Regions from separate parts of the Homo sapiens genome. Here region 2 is linked to region 1. A link is a loop called in an ENCODE intact Hi-C map of the cell type or tissue named here. Cell type or tissue: endothelial cell of umbilical vein. All regions are shown on one strand. Each heading gives the region's core, and the rest is flanking DNA. Links, peaks and the distances in the headings are about the cores only. Region 1 has its middle 13 kb from the start of OR4C12. Region 2 has its middle 25 kb from the start of FOLH1.

Region 1 (8,342 bases), core at 113-8,112:
TATCATATCTAATTTAAGACAATCCTTTATCCCTAGAAAAATGTACATTTTCATGCCTTCTTATAGTCTTTTACTAAAAACATATTTTACTGTTTTACACACCTTGCATGTACGTCTATTTTTAGTAGTTTAAATTGCATGTTATAATGCTAACTTTTAGCAATTTTTAACTTTAATGTGAAACCTGGTAAGTTGCTTTGATTATGTAGTAGGCACAGATTAAGTTTGAATTTTTCCAGCATAGTTAAGGACATGGATAATTTTGTATGTCCCCAGGCCTTACAAAGTTGTAAAGCAGGAGTTTACATGGAAATATTTAGTAAACCTAGTATCTGACTTACATGATTTAGACCACTTATTTGCATTTTGATGACACCTGTATTTTACTAATAATCCTTAAGACTATTTTTATTCCTTAAAAGTTAAAGTCACTTGAGCTAAAAGGCATTACAGCTTTTATCTTTCCTTTAAAAAATATTTAATTTAAGTGCTTATTTTTCTTTAAGCCAATCAATTGGAGCTCTTTTTATAGACATTACAAGTAACACACATAATTACAGAGACAAACAGAAAAAGACTCAGTTGTTATAAGATTTATCTCTAATTGGAATATTGGTCTCTGGGTGAGGCCCTTTAAGAGTGGGGCTAGGAGAGCATGAAGTTTTTAAGGAAGACAAAAACAGATTTTTGAGAGAGATCTATCTGCCACTAATTCCTGGCATTCCATTAGGAAAAACAGAGATTTCTCCCAAAACGAGATTTGTGGTGTCTTTTCTGTTTTCCCAAGAAGTCTCACACTATCAGAAATTATCTTGGGGCCTCTCGTGTGTGCATTAAGTAATGCATGCATTAAGAGTATTAAGAGTGGCAAAACAAAATGGAGAAAAGGAATTTAGTTGACTCAGAAAAAACATTTTTCAGAAAAACAAGATCTAAGAACAGAAAAACATAAAGGCCTTTTAAATACACCAATAACTTGGATATCCACTTTTATTTAAGCTGAGAGCTCTTTAAGAAAATCCCTTTAAATCCCTTGTTACTCAACTTTAGCCATACTAAGCAGTTAAGATGTTCAGCTTTTGAACTTTACCAAAAGTTACCTCACAGGTGAAATCAAAAGCCTTAGTTAGGTTATGACTTAACCGTGAGTATACAAGATATTTTCAAAGGAGGGGTAAGCAGCTTATGAAACAGTTTTTTGCGAAATTGTGACTGAGACAGTGAAATAGATCCAACCCAACCAACTGTATGTTGCCTCCAGCCCCCAAGCTGTCCTTGCCCATCCCTAGGCATATGTGGAATCAACTCTGGGAAGAGCTTGGTTTACAGTTTATAGTTTAAAACAAAGTCAATAGTAGCCCTTTCTCAAAATAAACCTCCCTTTTTTGCCTAGGGACCAGACCAAGAAACTAGGCACAAGATTAGAAACCATGGCTTAGGAGTCATGCAGCTGGAGGATACAAGATTTTGACCCTTCTAAACTGCTCCCAAGATGAGTGCTTAAGATATTTTGCAAACCCTGCCATTGTTGGATCAGCTGGCATCACCAAGATTGATAAACTGGTTTATCTAATTTTGTGGCCCCCATCCGGGAACTAATTTAGCACGAGAAGACAACTTTGACTCCCTATGATTTTATTTCTAGCTCTACAAGTCAGCATTCCTGTCTCATTGGCTCCCCCCACTACCAAGCTGTCCCCAAAAACTCTGCTCCCCAAACTCTCAGGAAGACCCATCTGAGCAACAACAAAACTCCCATCTCCCACACAACTGACTCTACTACAATTCCCCTGTTTTGATAAATCAGCTCTGCCTGGGCAGCATGCAAGGTGAACTCATTGGGCAGTTACACTATTACAAAATCTAGAACACTTAAAGGCAACTTAGAGGAAGATTTAAGAAAGGCAGATAGAAGTTGTTCATGACGGGAGAAGAGAATCAGCAAATGGTAAAATTAAAGTATTCATTTCCCAAGCCAGAATTGAATCTGAGCCACTATTGTAAAATGGTGGAGACTAAAATGTAGTATTGCCACATGGTTACAGGTCATGTTCCCAAGCACATAAAACAAGATGCAGCAAAGTTTGTTACTGACCATTTTGTTGGGACTGGCTTGAACAGCAGGCTTATGGGGTCCCAGGACTGCATCCTAGCCTGAGATATGCTTTCTCTTGACAAAGCCGTACAGAAAGACACACAAAGCACACTGGATGGGCTACAGCTTAAGACCAACCTCATAAATCATTTTTCATGAATTAAAATTTTACAGAAAATATAAATAGTGAAACTTATTATTCCTGTTACTATTTTGTACAGGGAGAGAGAAGCCAAAATCCTGACTGGTGAAAAAAAAAAAAACTTTTACCCTTTTTCTGGACTGTCATGTTTCTGGGTTCCCTTCCCTTGAGCTCAACTCTCAGCCCAGCATTTTAACGTTTGGGGAAATTAACTTTTCCAAGTTTGGAGGAACATTATAAAAGAAGAGATAGGAGCCATTTTAAACCACGTAAAGAGGAAGGAAAAATACCACAGAAAAGTCTGGGGTTTGTGTGGTGGAACTGAAATAGCTGACGATGTAAATAGGGGGAACAGGCAGGGCTGGGGCATCTGGAAGTTGCATTTAAGGGTTTCCTGGGGGGTCTGTTTCTTTAGTTTTGAGGAATCATTCCCATTGGGCCCACCTGATATGACTGCTAAAAGAGCTGAGTTGATTGTGCCGTGCTTGCAAAGGTCTAGTAACAAGCCCATACCCTTGTGCAAAAGAAAATGAGCTGCTTTTTTTCCAGTCTCAAGGTCAAAGGAATCCCAATGCTTCAGAATGCACTTCAGAGGAGTACAGGTTGAAGATGGTTTGTTACCCATCTAGAAAGAGAAGCCAGAAAAAAGTCACCCCTGTAATCTCCTTCCTTTTGTTGTGACCCAAGGTGGAGGGGAAGACGGCAGGAGTTTACCCCCTACTCTTTTCCCTCTTGGTTCCTGGGACTCCAGCACATTATTAAACATATTGTCCATGGTTGCAGGCATGACCCCCAGCCATGGAAGTGGAGGAACGAAGCAATTGGGATTACTCACACTTACCCATGCGACTCTAGTCTTCTGTTTATGATTTCCCGTTGACTTTTTAGACTGACATGGCCTATGTGGCTCCCAGAAAGAGGGATCTTGAAAAAGACTATGTAATAGTTGCCTTTGGGCAAGGCCCCTTTAATGGAGGGGGTGCGTTAGATTGAACTGTATATCCTGTTATTATGGCCCATGCCAAAGCGTTTACTCTTGTCTCCTTACTATGTAAGTACCATTTTAATTGGAGACAGAGTAGGTGACTTAAAAGAATGTAGGGACCAAATGGTGGTTTTCCTGCTGATGGGACACTATCGAGACTAACTTTTTTTTCAGAGACATTTTCCTCATCACTGTTGAAGGCAGAGTTTTTCTCTTTCACAGAAAAGGCATAAAGCTTGGTCCCTAGTAGAAGGGCACAAAAAGGGAGGAAAATTGGGAAGCTAAAGTGTTTTGGCAAAGGGCCAACAATGTGCCTCATGGAGAGGATTCCTATTCCACTAGGTGGCGCTGTTGACCTTGAAATACCATGTGCTCTCCAGACCAAGCGCAGAGAATAAGCTCACTGTGGGGGGTGGGGGAAGATCCTCTGTTACTAGAAAATCACAAAAACAGCGTTCTCTTGAGTTATGTTCCCAGTTACTATGGCATTTGCTGACCTTTCCTAACAGGACTATTTCGCTGAACTGTAAAAATTTCCGGAGCATTGCATATATAGAGATGATAGGAGACATGACAATTGCCGGTAGGAAAGGAGGAAATTGTGATAGAAAAGCTGGAGATCCTATTGCCGACGGTTGGTTGGGCAGTTGAAGGCTGGAGTTGGTCCAGAAGCCCTCAGATAACACCAGGGTGTAGTCCTGGCCAGAAATTCTTAGTTGCTCCGGGACCTCTTTAAGCCCCATACGATGGCTGGGTGCTCCAGGAAGGGAAACTGGTTTGAAACATAGCCAATATGCCCAGCAACCTGAGGGTGCTGGGGGATTCTCCATGATCTCCCCAGCAAGCTTGTCCCCTGGTCTTGTAAGGCTGGCAGCCACTCTAACCATTTTTAAATGGCTGACAAGGGCCCAGTATTTGGTTTGATTTGATATTAAAATGGAGGCCAAGAGCCTCAAAATGCAAGGATAGAGTTATGGTCTACTCCTATACTCACCCTTCTGATGATTATACCTGCATCCCAGGTGGAGCCCCAAAATGAAGCAGCATTGTTTGTCTCAGGTAAATACCCTACATTCATTGTCTCACTCCAAGGAAACTGAGGGTGTGGACACACAATAAGTGAGTCTAAAAGCAGAGGTTTAATAGGTGAGAGAAAAGCTCTCTCTTCTGCAGAGACAGAGGGACTCCTGAGTGGGTCCTCCAGTTCTGTGGTGAAATGCATGGGGTTTTATAGATGAACTTGAGGAGGCAGTGTCTGATTTTCATAGGGCCCAAAAGATTGGTATGTGACGAAGCTGGCTGCCCACCCTAATCTTTTATTATACAAAAGGGTTCTCTACCTGGTCAGTGCCATGTTGCCTGCTTCTTTACTGCACATGTGGTTGACAAAAGGGAAGATGGAGCCTCCATGTTGACCATGCCTGGCCCCCAGGTAGCCTTTTCCTATTGGCACAGCTGCCAGCATTCACCCATGCAAACTTACAGCTTGCTTTTCTATGTCTGCATCTTGATTTTTCAGGCTCTTCTTTGTTAGAAAAGAAATGATTTGGGGGCTGCTTTTTATGAACACGGAAACCTTACCAAGGACTCTCTTACCCTCACTATATGCCTAAATAATTTCTTTCTAGTTCCTGTGTCAGTTCTTTCTTTCCTTCCTATTCTTCTTTAGTGAAAATAATTTTCTCTGGTGATATGATTAGTTTCTTGCTTTTTATTTTTTATGGACCCATTGTATGTTTTTTGGTCTGAGGTTACCATGAGGCTTTTACATACTATCTTATAACCCATTATTTTAAGCTGATAACAACTTAGCACTGTTTGTACAAATAAACAAGCAAAAAAAAAAAAAAAACAACTAATAAGAACTCCACATCATAACTTTGTCCCCCTGCTTTTTAACTTTTTGTTGTTTCTATTTATATCTTATTGTCTATGTCCTCAAAAGTTGTTGTGGTTATTATTTTTGATTGGTTCATTGTTTAGTTTTTCTACTTAGGATAAGAGTAGTTTACATACCACAGCTATAGTGTTAAAATATTCTGTGTTTTCTGTGTACTTTCTACGACCAGTGAGGTTTGTACCTTTAAGTGATTACTTATTGCTCATTAACATTCTTTTCTTTCTGATTGAAGTACTTACTCCCTTTAGAATTTCTTGTTGGACAAGTCTGCTCTTGATGAAATCCCTCAACTTTTGTTTGTCTGGAAAAGTTTTTATTTCTCCTTCATGCTTGAAGGATATTTTTGCTAGATATCCTATTCTAGGGTAAAAGGTTTTTTTTCCTTCAGCACTTTAAATATGTTATACCACTCTCTTCTGGCTTGTAAGGTTTCCATTGAAAAGTCTTCTGCAAGGCATATTGGAGCTCCATTGTATGTTATTTGATTCTTTTGTCTTGTTGCTTTTAGGGTCTTTATTCTTGAGCTTAGGGAGTTTGATTATCAAATGCCTTGAAGTGGTCTTTGGATTAAATTTCTGGGTGTTCTATAACCTTCTTATAGTTGAATATTGATATCTTTCTCTAGGTTTGGGAAGTTCTCTGTTATTATCCCTTTGAATAAACTTCCTATCTCTATCTCTCTACCTTCCCTTTAAGGTCAATAACTCTTAGATTTCCCTTTTGAGGCTATTTTCTAGATCCTGTATGTGTCCTTCATTGTTTTATATTTTTTTCTTTTGTTTCCTCTGACTGTATTGTTTTTTCAACAGTTTGTCCTCCAGCTCACTAATTCTTTCTTCTGCTTGATCAATTCTGCTATTAGAAGACTTTGGTGCATTCTTCAATATGCCAAATACATTTTTCAGCTCCAGAATTTTTGCTTCATTCTTTTAAAATTATTTCAATCTCTTTGTTAAATTTATTTGATAGCATTTTGAATTTCTTTTCTGTGTTACCTTGAATTTCTTTGAGTTTTCTCAAAACAGTAATTTTAAATTGTTTGCCCAAAGGGTCACATATCTTTATTTCTTCAGGATTGGTCCCTGATGCCTTATTTATTTCATTTGGTGGGATCTTGTTTTCCTAGATGGTAGTGTTGATGCAGGTAGAACAGTAGATGTTCATCTGTGCCTGGGCATTGAAGAGTTAGATATTTATTGTAGTCTTTATGTTCTGGGCTTGTTTGTACCTATCCTTCTTGGAAAGGATTTCCAGATATTTGAAAGGACTTGGATGTTGTAATGTAAGCTGAATCTGCTTTAGGAGGCATGACAAGCCTGGTAAAACTGAATAAAATTCCACCAGACAATAATTTGAATTCATATGAAGAAAGCAAAAGCTCTGGTAAATGAAACTACATAGATAAATATAGAAGATGGTATTTGCATATTTTGGCTTGTTACTTGTCTTCCTTTTATGTGATTTAAAAGACAACTGCATAAAGCAGACCTGTAGAGGTACCACCTTGATGGTCTTGGACAAGATCAGTGAGAATTCCCCAGATTATCAGGCAGAGACTCTTGTTCTCTTCCCTTACTTCTCTTAGATGGAGTCTTTCTCCCTCTGTTGTGGGCTACCTAATGATGGAGGTGAATGTGGCCACTACCACTGTGATTGCACTGGGTTAGACCTGAAACAAATATAGCACTGGGTCTTGCTCAAGGCCTGCCATGACCACTTCCTGGGTAAGTGTTCATTCAAGGCCCTGGGGATCTATAACAAGCAGGTAGCAAAGCCTGCCATACCTGTGTCCTTCTTTTCAGGGTGGCAAGTTCCCCAGGCCCTGGATGGGTCCAGAGGTGCCATCTGGGAGTCAGGTATTAGGGTCAAAAACCTTAGAAGACTACATGTTGTTCTATTATACTATGGCTGAGGCAGCACTTAAGCCACAAGATGCAGTTCTTCCTACTCTTCCCTCCCATTTCCAAAGGTAGAGGGGCCTCTATCAGGTTCTATGGGTGCGCACCTGATTTTTGGTTCTTATGAAGGTGTGTTTTCTCTGTAGATAGTTGTTAAATATGTGTCCTTGCAGGGAGTATGGCACAAGACAATCAGCGGAGCCTTCCCTTGCTCCTGTGGGTGTTTCTTTAACCTTAAATTGAGGCTAAGAATATATACTTTCAGAAATATAGTTGAAATTAAAGTTAATGTATTTCAAACACTGAAATTGGGCATGAATCCTAGCACATAGTGCTTAGTAGGTCAATGCCAGTTACAAAAGTGTAGTTAAAAACCTTTAAAATTCTCTCCTCCATTCTAGCAATGAGAATACTGGAAAGAATGATCAGAGTCAACATTTTCAGAATTCTGGAAATTAAGCAAATGCTTATATCAGTCCAAGGAGTACTTATGTAATAAAAATGGCTAACTCTCAATAACAAGGAGGGTTATTGGCATTTTAATTTACCCTGTTTTCATTTTCTCTGCACAGCTTCTCTGTAGTCTTGAAAAACAATGGCCTGCAATTACATTGATACCCAGCAGCTTGGCAACCACTGGGAAGGGCAGAATGAGATTGGAGCTTTTTCAAAGCTCCTTTCCCAGATGATTGTTACTATTTGACCTATGTGTTCATTCCCTGGAAGACCTAACTCACAAATCTATCTTTATTTGACTTGACTTGGAACATTTTTCCTGGAGAAATTTATCAAAAACAATCAGAGGCAATTCTTAAACATTGCAGCAGCTTTAGGCAGTGGATTAAATTAGGGAAAACAACAGGCTAACCAAAAGGCTTAAATACAAAGCTGAGGAATGAATATCAGGACTGTGCATATGCCCAGGACTCTGTACATGTTCAAGAAAGACCCAGGAAAGCATAAGCTGTCACCTCTGGCTTACCTTGTGACCCTGTGAAAGCAGGATATGAAGGCTAAGGTAAAGTTTTAAGCTATCTGGCTGAGTAGTGAAGGCATGCCCCAAGACACACATAGAACCCCTTAGCAAAGACTGTAAGACTTATTGGTTCTATAGATATCTCTGTATAATTATTAACTTATCCATAATCTTATTGAGCAGGGACTTCAGTGACTGCATATAAGAAAATAATATGTCTCATAAAATTAGTTTAAAAAATGCTAATCCCAAGAACAACCAAACAACAAACAGTAACAATTATAAACATTGGAGATGGAAAAAATTTGATTTCCAGGATTGCCACATTGTATTAGTCTATTTGGGC
Region 2 (8,342 bases), core at 32-8,031, 760 kb after region 1:
TAAAAATAACAAATAAAAATGTGAATAGCTAAAAAGAAAATAAAAGGCATTAAAGCCATTATCTTTTGCTCCACGGAGCTGAGATAGAACTGATAGATACAATTATGAGGTCAAATTTGCCATAACATAAAAATAAAACTTAAACAATTTACTCAATGCATTCTTTAAATAAATATGTATTAAACAACTATTACATGTTAATTATTCTTCTTGAAGTGGGGATATAACACTAAACAAGATGGAAAATTTCCCTCCGTATAGATTTTGTAAAGCAAGTTTATTTCAGAGACTACTAAGTTTTTTAAAGAGAATGAACAGACTTCTATAATAAAGTATATTGATGGAGAGGGCAGAAAAGTCATTCTAGAAATGAAAACTTCTAAAACTAGTAAGAATCACCTAATCAGATAGTGAGCACTTTGCCACCATAAACATTCATACTGTGTAGTATCATTGACTTTAATTGAGAACATCTATCTGCTCAGTGTTATCCTAAGTGCTTCACAATTCACTTAATCTTCAAAAACAAGATAAAACAATACAAATTTAAGAAAAACTATCTTGTGGATACAACTATGGTTCTGATTTTACACATGAAAAAATAAAAGAGTAGAAAAGTTAATGAACTCATCCAATGTTACAAACTGGGAAGCAACTGAGCCAAACTGAACTCATATGGTCAGATTCCAGAACAAGTGCTCTTCATCATGACACTCAGAGGCCACTAGGTTTGTTGACCATAAGCATGGATGCTGTTCATTCATTTAACATTCAACATTCCTATCCAGTGCCTGCTTTATGTCGTCTGCGGAGCACGACACTGGAAACAGAGCCCTGAACAAAACCGCCGTTAAGTCCCAGCTCTCACAAAGCTCACAGCATATGCTTTCAGGATGTCACTGGTTGGGTTCTCTGGGAAGACGACACTGAAGTAGAGTCATAAGGGAAAAGTTTCATAAAGGTATGAGACCTGTGTGAGGAAAAGGGTAAAAAACATACTATAAAACAAATGGAAAACATCAGATTAATTCTTGAGAGGCAGACTAGAACTCTTCAGAAAGAAGCAACTCTTGCCAATAAATGAGATTTTAATAAAACCTTAATGTACCTTATGTTGTATTTGATTTGCTAAACACTTGGATTTCTTAGAGACGCTGCACTTACTTTTATAGCCATATTGTTCTCCTTTCAGTAACGGTAAGGTCAAAAGAAACACTACTTCAGATTTTGGGAAAAAAAAAAGAAAGCCAATGTAAAAGATTCTCAGTTCAAACAGAACTTAGTGCAGGTTGGTGAGAAGAAATATCAACTCTTTCCAAATCAAAAGAGAAATACAATATTCCAAGTCACTTCAGGAAGGATCAGAATTTGTAAGTAATATTTGTGTAATGGAATTCATTTTATTGTGGTCTTGTTCTACCCAAATGCACAGGCTGGAAGTGGAATGAAAATTCTCTTTGAAACCACTACTGGTCAAGAACACTATCCTGTGTTTCCAGACCTTAGGAATTTCCTGGGAAGCTTAGAGGAAGGTACCCAGACAGCACAGGGGTACTAAACAAATCTCATGGCACAGGTAAGCAGTATTTCTGCTGGGAGGTCCTCACACATGGAGAGGCAAGTGGTAATGGTTTGTTCTGTCCGATGGTGCTGAGAACAGCCAACATGTACCCTTGACAGAGGTTATGTGCAGAAATGCCTATGTAAATAGCCACAATAGGACTACGAGCCTTATTCTGGCATCCATATGGCTGCCTGGCAGTTATGATTGATATGTGCTTTGCAGTCTCTTGATGATAATTCTGCTTCTGTCCTCATACCATGTCCCCTTCCCCAATGCTCCTTCTTCTTAGGCCCCTATGACTTCTTTCATGCTAAATTTCTATTCAGATCTACCTGCTCTACTCCAACTTTCTGCTCAGGAATTTCATCTAGTCTCCCCCAGGAGTAGGGCTAGTCTGAGACTTACCATAAAAGAAAGAGCTAAGATCATATAGTATAAACTTTCAGTTATTAGATGAATAAGTTCTGGGGATGTAATGGACAACATAGAGACTGTAGTTATTAATACTGTATTGTATACTTTATATTTGCTAAGAGAGTAGATCTTAAGTGTTTGTACCACAAAGAAAAAATGGTAACTATGTGAGGTGATGGATATGTTAATTAACTTGATTGTGGTCACCATTTTACCATGTATATATATCAAATTATCATGTTGTACATCTTAAATATATGTAAGTTTTACTTGTCAGTTATACCTCATTAAAGCTGGGTAGCGGGGAATAGAGCTAAACTAATGAGTTTGGCCCACTGTTCATCAGCATTTGGCTTTACCAAGAAGCATTTTGGATGTTACCTATCTGCATGTAGATAAGTTTCACTCAGATTGGTCTCCTATTCAAATGTCCCATGGGCTCATTCTTTTGCTAATAGGTGGTGGGGAAAGTAAGCAGTGTAAGTTATAACCTAAAAGAGCTACTTCACTATAAACTTTGTAAATGATGGAGACACAAACATAAATGTCTTATGCTTGTGTGGAATACAGCCATGCTAATATTGGGAAAGAGGTATTTTTCCCACTTCTCCATGAAGAAATGCAGCTCAATTTCAGTCATTGACTGAGGACCATAGTGAGATTGGTTGGGTGCCTCCAGGACTCTCACATATAAGGGGTACCTGTACTCAGTAGTGAGTGCCAGTTATACCCAGCATATCCAGGAACAGAGAACTGGAGCATATGGGGAGAGGAAAAAGACCTGAATAGAGGTAATGAGGCAGCTGACCAAATAGAATTTTGCAACAGAACAATGGTGGGGCCTTTTTTGGGAGACAGGCTGATGACAGGAGGTGAGGGCAAGGTGAAACACAGACTGCGGACAGGTGAATAGGAGAGATGAGCAAAAGATAATGTAATGAATCTTAAAATTGCAGATGTACTGAGACAATAACCAATAAACAGAACACAAGTAGACATTTAATCACAGGGTAAATCTGGCCAAAATGGCCATATCGAGGGGTGACACGGGATTAAGAAAATAATAAGTCTGAGTTTGATTGCTTGTGCTTGGCTACTGTTAAGATATATCTTATGCAGAATGAACTTGCCAAAAATAAGATGAAACAACATAAAATTTAGTTTTCTGGCATGTACTGCCAACAGGAAGAAATAGAAGTGCTTTTAGGATGCTATCCTGATAACTTATGTTCCTGCCTGAGCTTGAACAGTGAAAACACAAAGGCAACAGCTTTGCCCATGAATATGTACCTATTATAGAAGTGAAGCACAGGACATTGGAAGGCCAGGAGGCAACCTCGATTCTCCAGGAAATGTGCATTCACTGCAAAACAGCTATTACGGGATGTAGTATGTTCAAAGGGCAAGGATGTCTGCATGCGTCATAGGAAGCTGAGTGTTTGGGATTTAAATGTGGACTTTGACTTGAGGTCTGGTGATTCTACTTCCTGACTGTAAAAAGGGACAAGTTTCATCATTGTATCCATGAGATATGTGGTTAAAATTCCTCTTTATTGACCGTAAGCTTGTCATCTATTTGAAAGATTGCCTGGGCTCCTAAAGTTAAAAATATTACTCTTAGTACTTTTGATTTTTGTGGCTCTTGAAGAGGTAGTGAAAATCAGTGCTTAGAAGCCTCTTTTCATTAAAACAAATAAAAAATGGTAGAAGGAGAGAGGAAAGATTGCAACTACAAAAAAGAAAGAAGCTGTTAATCTAAACTTTCGTGATGGTTAACAGTGTTTTGCTTATGTATCACATATTTTGAGAGCACATGAGGATATTAGAAAATAGCAGAAGGCTATCTAGTAGCCAGTGAATTCTTGGAAAGCAGGAGGTGCAGAGATGATAGAATAAGCAACAAGAAGACAAGTAGAGAAGCGATCTCATCATGGGTACCAGGAAGATGGCTTCAGTGGTTTTAACAAGGAAAAACAACATGATGGGCATGGTGGCACATGCCTTTAGTTCCAGCTACTCAGGAGGCCAAGATGGGAGAATTGGATTGCTTGTGCCCAGGAGTTCAAGGCTGCAGTGAACTATGATTGCGTCACTGCACTCAAGCCCGGGCAACAGAGTGAGATCTTATCTCTTAAACAAACAAACAAATAAACAAATAATCCTACGCTGAAAAGCCTCTTTTCTTTTCTTGTACTCCCAAGTAAGTTAACTCACACAAAGCCAGGAACATCACAGCATGGTTGTAGAGTCGGGGAAAAACTTAGGGGAGGGTATACATCAACTTTCCATATCATCCTCTGTGTTAATCATAAAATGTGTGGTTTTTGTTGATACACGCTGATCTTCCTCTGTCCCTGTAGTACCTGATATATGTGTTGTATGAGAATGCTGCCTAATTTATGCGCTACACATACACTACTAAAACACCCAAAGCGAGATTATTTATAAAATATGCTCTCAACAACTTTCAAAGTCATACAATATGAGATAAAAGTTGCAAGCACTGTGCACTTTGGAAATTTGTAACGAGCTAATATTTTACCAAATTGCTAGGTAAAATAAACTTTATTCAATATGTACATATGTAACCAAATGTATCAGTGGGATTATACGGGATTAGTTCTCTGGGAAGCAGATTCTGAGAAGCAGTTTAGCTTGCAAGATGTTTATTAAGGAGTGTCCATGGAGTCCACATCTGCTGAAGGAAGGGGAAGGAAGCAGGAAGCAGCAGGGAGAAGTTGATGGGCAAAGTAATCTCAATAGCAGCCTCCACCAACCCTATGGGGAGCTCTGAAGCTATCAGGGCCCTTCATTGTTGTCCAGACTCGGGCCAGTTTGGCCAGGCCTTCTATATGGAGTGGTCATTTTATCCAGGCAACCCTCTGGAGGGTGTGTGGTTGGTTATGGCCGCTCTGTAGCTGGGGCAATCTCTGAAGGGGCTGAGCACTAAAATTCTGCAAGTAGCATCAGTCCTAGGCTGTCAGGCAGAACAAGGCACGGGTGCTTCATCTTGAGGGAGTGGAACTCTGCGTTTTTCAAATCAAGCCTGTAATAAAAATGATCCCTTAGACCATATAGTGCTATATATATCTATATCTATATAATCTCATATGATGCTGCCAAGTAGGTACAATAGGTAGAATTCTCCAATTGTATAGATGAGGGAAAAAAACACATGTGACTGAGGTTACATAGCAAATAAATGACAGAGCCAGAACTAGACCTTGTATTTTTTAACCTACAGTCTAATCTTGTGTTTTGTATGCTTGTTTGTTTTCCTGCTCCAGACTTGTCAACAATAATTATGGCTGTTATTTTCCGAGCACTTTACGTGTCAGGCACAATGCCGAGTTTTTCAGATACTCCCTGTCCTGTAATCAATTTTTTGTCTTTGCTGCCCCCTCTGTCAGAAAGAAAAAAAAAAACTCATTGTATTTAATAAGCAAGGAAACTGAAGCTTGGGTAGAAGAAACACAGCACCTTGCTGATGGTCACATAGCTACCAAGAGGTAGAGCCTGGACCCACAGTCATGTCTGCCTGGCTTCAGCTTTTCCTAACCCCTCACTTGGGCAGCTTGTATATCTCTGGCAGCTGCCATCTCAGAAGTTTCTTCCTCAAGAGGTTTTGTTTCCTTGAAACAAAAAGCAGTTTGACTTAGAAATATCAAGACAGTGCAATGAAAGATCTTGCACTATTGCCCTTTTAGGGTCTATGATATCTATGATTGGAATGTGATATTATTTTGTGTAACCTATACATGCTGAGTTTAAATCTCATGCCAGTCATTTTGGAGCTGAGCTCTCTATAAGGCAGTTTTTCTCAATTTCTACCCTACTAAACATACTCAGTAACTGTGGATAGGGTTCTATGCATATCTACCTTCGGTCTTCCTCTTGTTTCACATGTTCAGAAGAATTTTTCTCCTGAACATTGACAAATATTATTTTAAAACTTTCACACAATTCAGGATGCTCAAATATATTTCTCATTGTATTTGAGCATCTTAGAAACTAAGATACTCTTGAAAAACATTAATTCCATCTTCCACTACAAGCGCTTATTCCGCCCCTTGTTTCTTTTTCCTTCCTACCTTCTTTCCTCCCTCCCACCATTCCTTTCTTCATTCCTGCCTTCCATTCTTCCATGTAATAATAATTCAGTGTGGCTGCTAATCATGAATGTGACCTTTGAGAACTCACTGTTTAGCTGAGGCAAGAGCCCATATAGGTGTTAAACAACTAACATATAAGAGTAACAATGTGTCACAGAACATACATAATGTATATTTTAATGTCAACTCACAGAGATCATAAAGAACAATTTCCTAAGAAACACCTGAACTGACTCCAGTAGAACCAAAATACATAAAGAAGGAAGGGGAGAGGAGAAAATTTTGTAAATTTCAAAGAGAAATCAATAGATTAATATTAATTCAGTCTCACCTCCCAGCAAATCATTCTACTCTGTTGCTAAGCAGTAAGTATAGACCATATGCACTTCTCCAGTTTAATATGTAGTCTCAAACCTCTTTTTCTTTGCCTCTGCTGCCCCCTCTGCCTGGAATAGACTCCCAACCTCCCATGCAAACCTTCCTGACTATTTTTGAAGGTCAGCTCAAGGGTAAGTCTATACCATCCTCTGTGAAGCCTGGCTGCCTTCCTCTAGCCTCCCACAGTGTGTTGCACACAACTCCACTGTAACGGTCACCACTTTGCTGTGTAAATGCTTGTTCCTGCTCTCTCTGTGCCACACTGTGTTATCTGTTGTTTCAATCCCAGAACATCAACAGTGTGGAGCATTTAGTAAATACTCAAGATATGTTTCAGGATTAGATAATTCTATAAAAGCACGTGTCAGCTTGTTCTATATAATAATTTGGGTATTAGGATAGTGCCTCTAAGTGTTAAAGGCTCCATATAATTCAGACTGTTCTCAAAAATATTTACTCTGTGGTTCGACTCTGAGTAAAATAATGACAAAGAAAATGGCTGAGAATACAAGAACCCACACTATGGAAGGAACTACATGCAATGAAAATAGCTAACTGAAACATAAATATGCACAGAAAGAGATAAATGAGGCATTCATACAACAACAGTGTCTGAGTCTACCACAAGTGGGTTATGATTACGGCACGCTGTGGAGCAGCATGAATAAAAGATTAAGTGGTGCATATTTTAGGTAGGTGGATGGGTGAACATTGCAGAGAACTGGTTTTTTTAAAAAAGCAAGCATATTCAGATTAGGTATTCAGAAATACCTAATATAAATAATTCATTTTCCTCTGAGAGTGAAACCCCAAAAATGACAGTCACTAAAAGTATATTTACATGACACCTTAAACAAATTTTGTGTAATGTTTTTATAATAAAAAAATGAAGCAATCTCTAGATGGAGAAGGTATTTCACACAATGTGTACCACCAATATACAGAGACTGTGTAGAAGTGAGAGTGACCATAAAGGTTTCCCCACTTCATGGTAGGTCAAAGCCTAGCAGAGACTGTGTTTAGAATAAAATAGAGTATGCAATAGGTACTCATTATTCTCACTTATGCTGACTTCCCAAATCATCCCTGGTAGTAAAGTCTTCTGGCTACTTTCCAAGAAATTAGCAAAAGAAGGGAATAGAATCACTGGATGTTAGAGCTTGAAGATTGTGAGGTTCTTTGGCCACCCTTATTTTCAGATGAGGATATCTTTCACAGCCCAGAAAGGTAAAGAAATCTACCAGGTGGTCAAATATTTTAAAATGACAGAATTGGGGCTAAAATACAGGAGTCTCAATTCCCAGTCCAGCGCTCTTTCTTACACACTAAGCCATGCCAAAATCCACTCTAAAATAAAACCCTAAAGCTACTAGCCTTAACATTTATAAGGTGTTTCCGCAAGGACATAGGTTTTGCTCCATGTGTTTTTGCTCCATAGGTTTTGCCTCATGTGAGGTCTTTGTTTCCTTCTTGTTTAAAGAAAGAGTGACCTGGACAACAGTCTCATAGTGACATCTGGTGACTAAGTCAGGGTAATACAAAACATAAGAAGAAGAAAAATAAAGTATCAATGTGCTTTTGTTTGTTAAGATTTAGGTAGGACAATTAAATCCAAAACTTAGAGGACACATTGTAATTCCTTAAGATTGTGTTTCATGGTTCCCTTCTTCTTTAATATATCTACAAACAAGGTGATGTTTTATATTAATTCTCTTTTTGTAATAACAGTGAATTATTGCCAATCTTGTGGCATCTGAGTCTACATAAGCTATTCAACAAAGATTTATGAGAACCTACTATGTGACAGAAGCAGTTGTAGCTCCTCGGGACACAAAGCCTAGTTGTGGAATTAACCCAATACAGCAAACTATGAA

What was found. Hi-C counts contacts between places; a loop is a spot of excess contacts. Peaks named below come from ENCODE experiments on the same cell type or tissue, not always from the same donor. Only the 100,000 strongest peaks of a DNase experiment are listed, where the experiment ranks them.
Region 2: a loop joins it to region 1, with 16 times the contacts of the local background. A loop is called at or near these places in 6 of 110 quality-filtered maps.

What each region holds. Positions count from the first base shown.
Region 1 is chr11:49,990,991-49,999,332 of GRCh38, reverse strand. No RefSeq gene overlaps it. Among named protein-coding and RNA genes, the nearest start is that of OR4C12, 13 kb to the right of the region's middle. In endothelial cell of umbilical vein, for the core only: a CTCF peak has its summit at 3,553 (motif pointing right); no DNase peak of the experiment used is centred there.
Region 2 is chr11:49,228,942-49,237,283 of GRCh38, reverse strand. No RefSeq gene overlaps it. Among named protein-coding and RNA genes, the nearest start is that of FOLH1, 25 kb to the right of the region's middle. In endothelial cell of umbilical vein, for the core only: no CTCF peak of the experiment used is centred there; a DNase peak (open chromatin) is centred at 3,383; H3K27ac peaks cover 1,595 bases.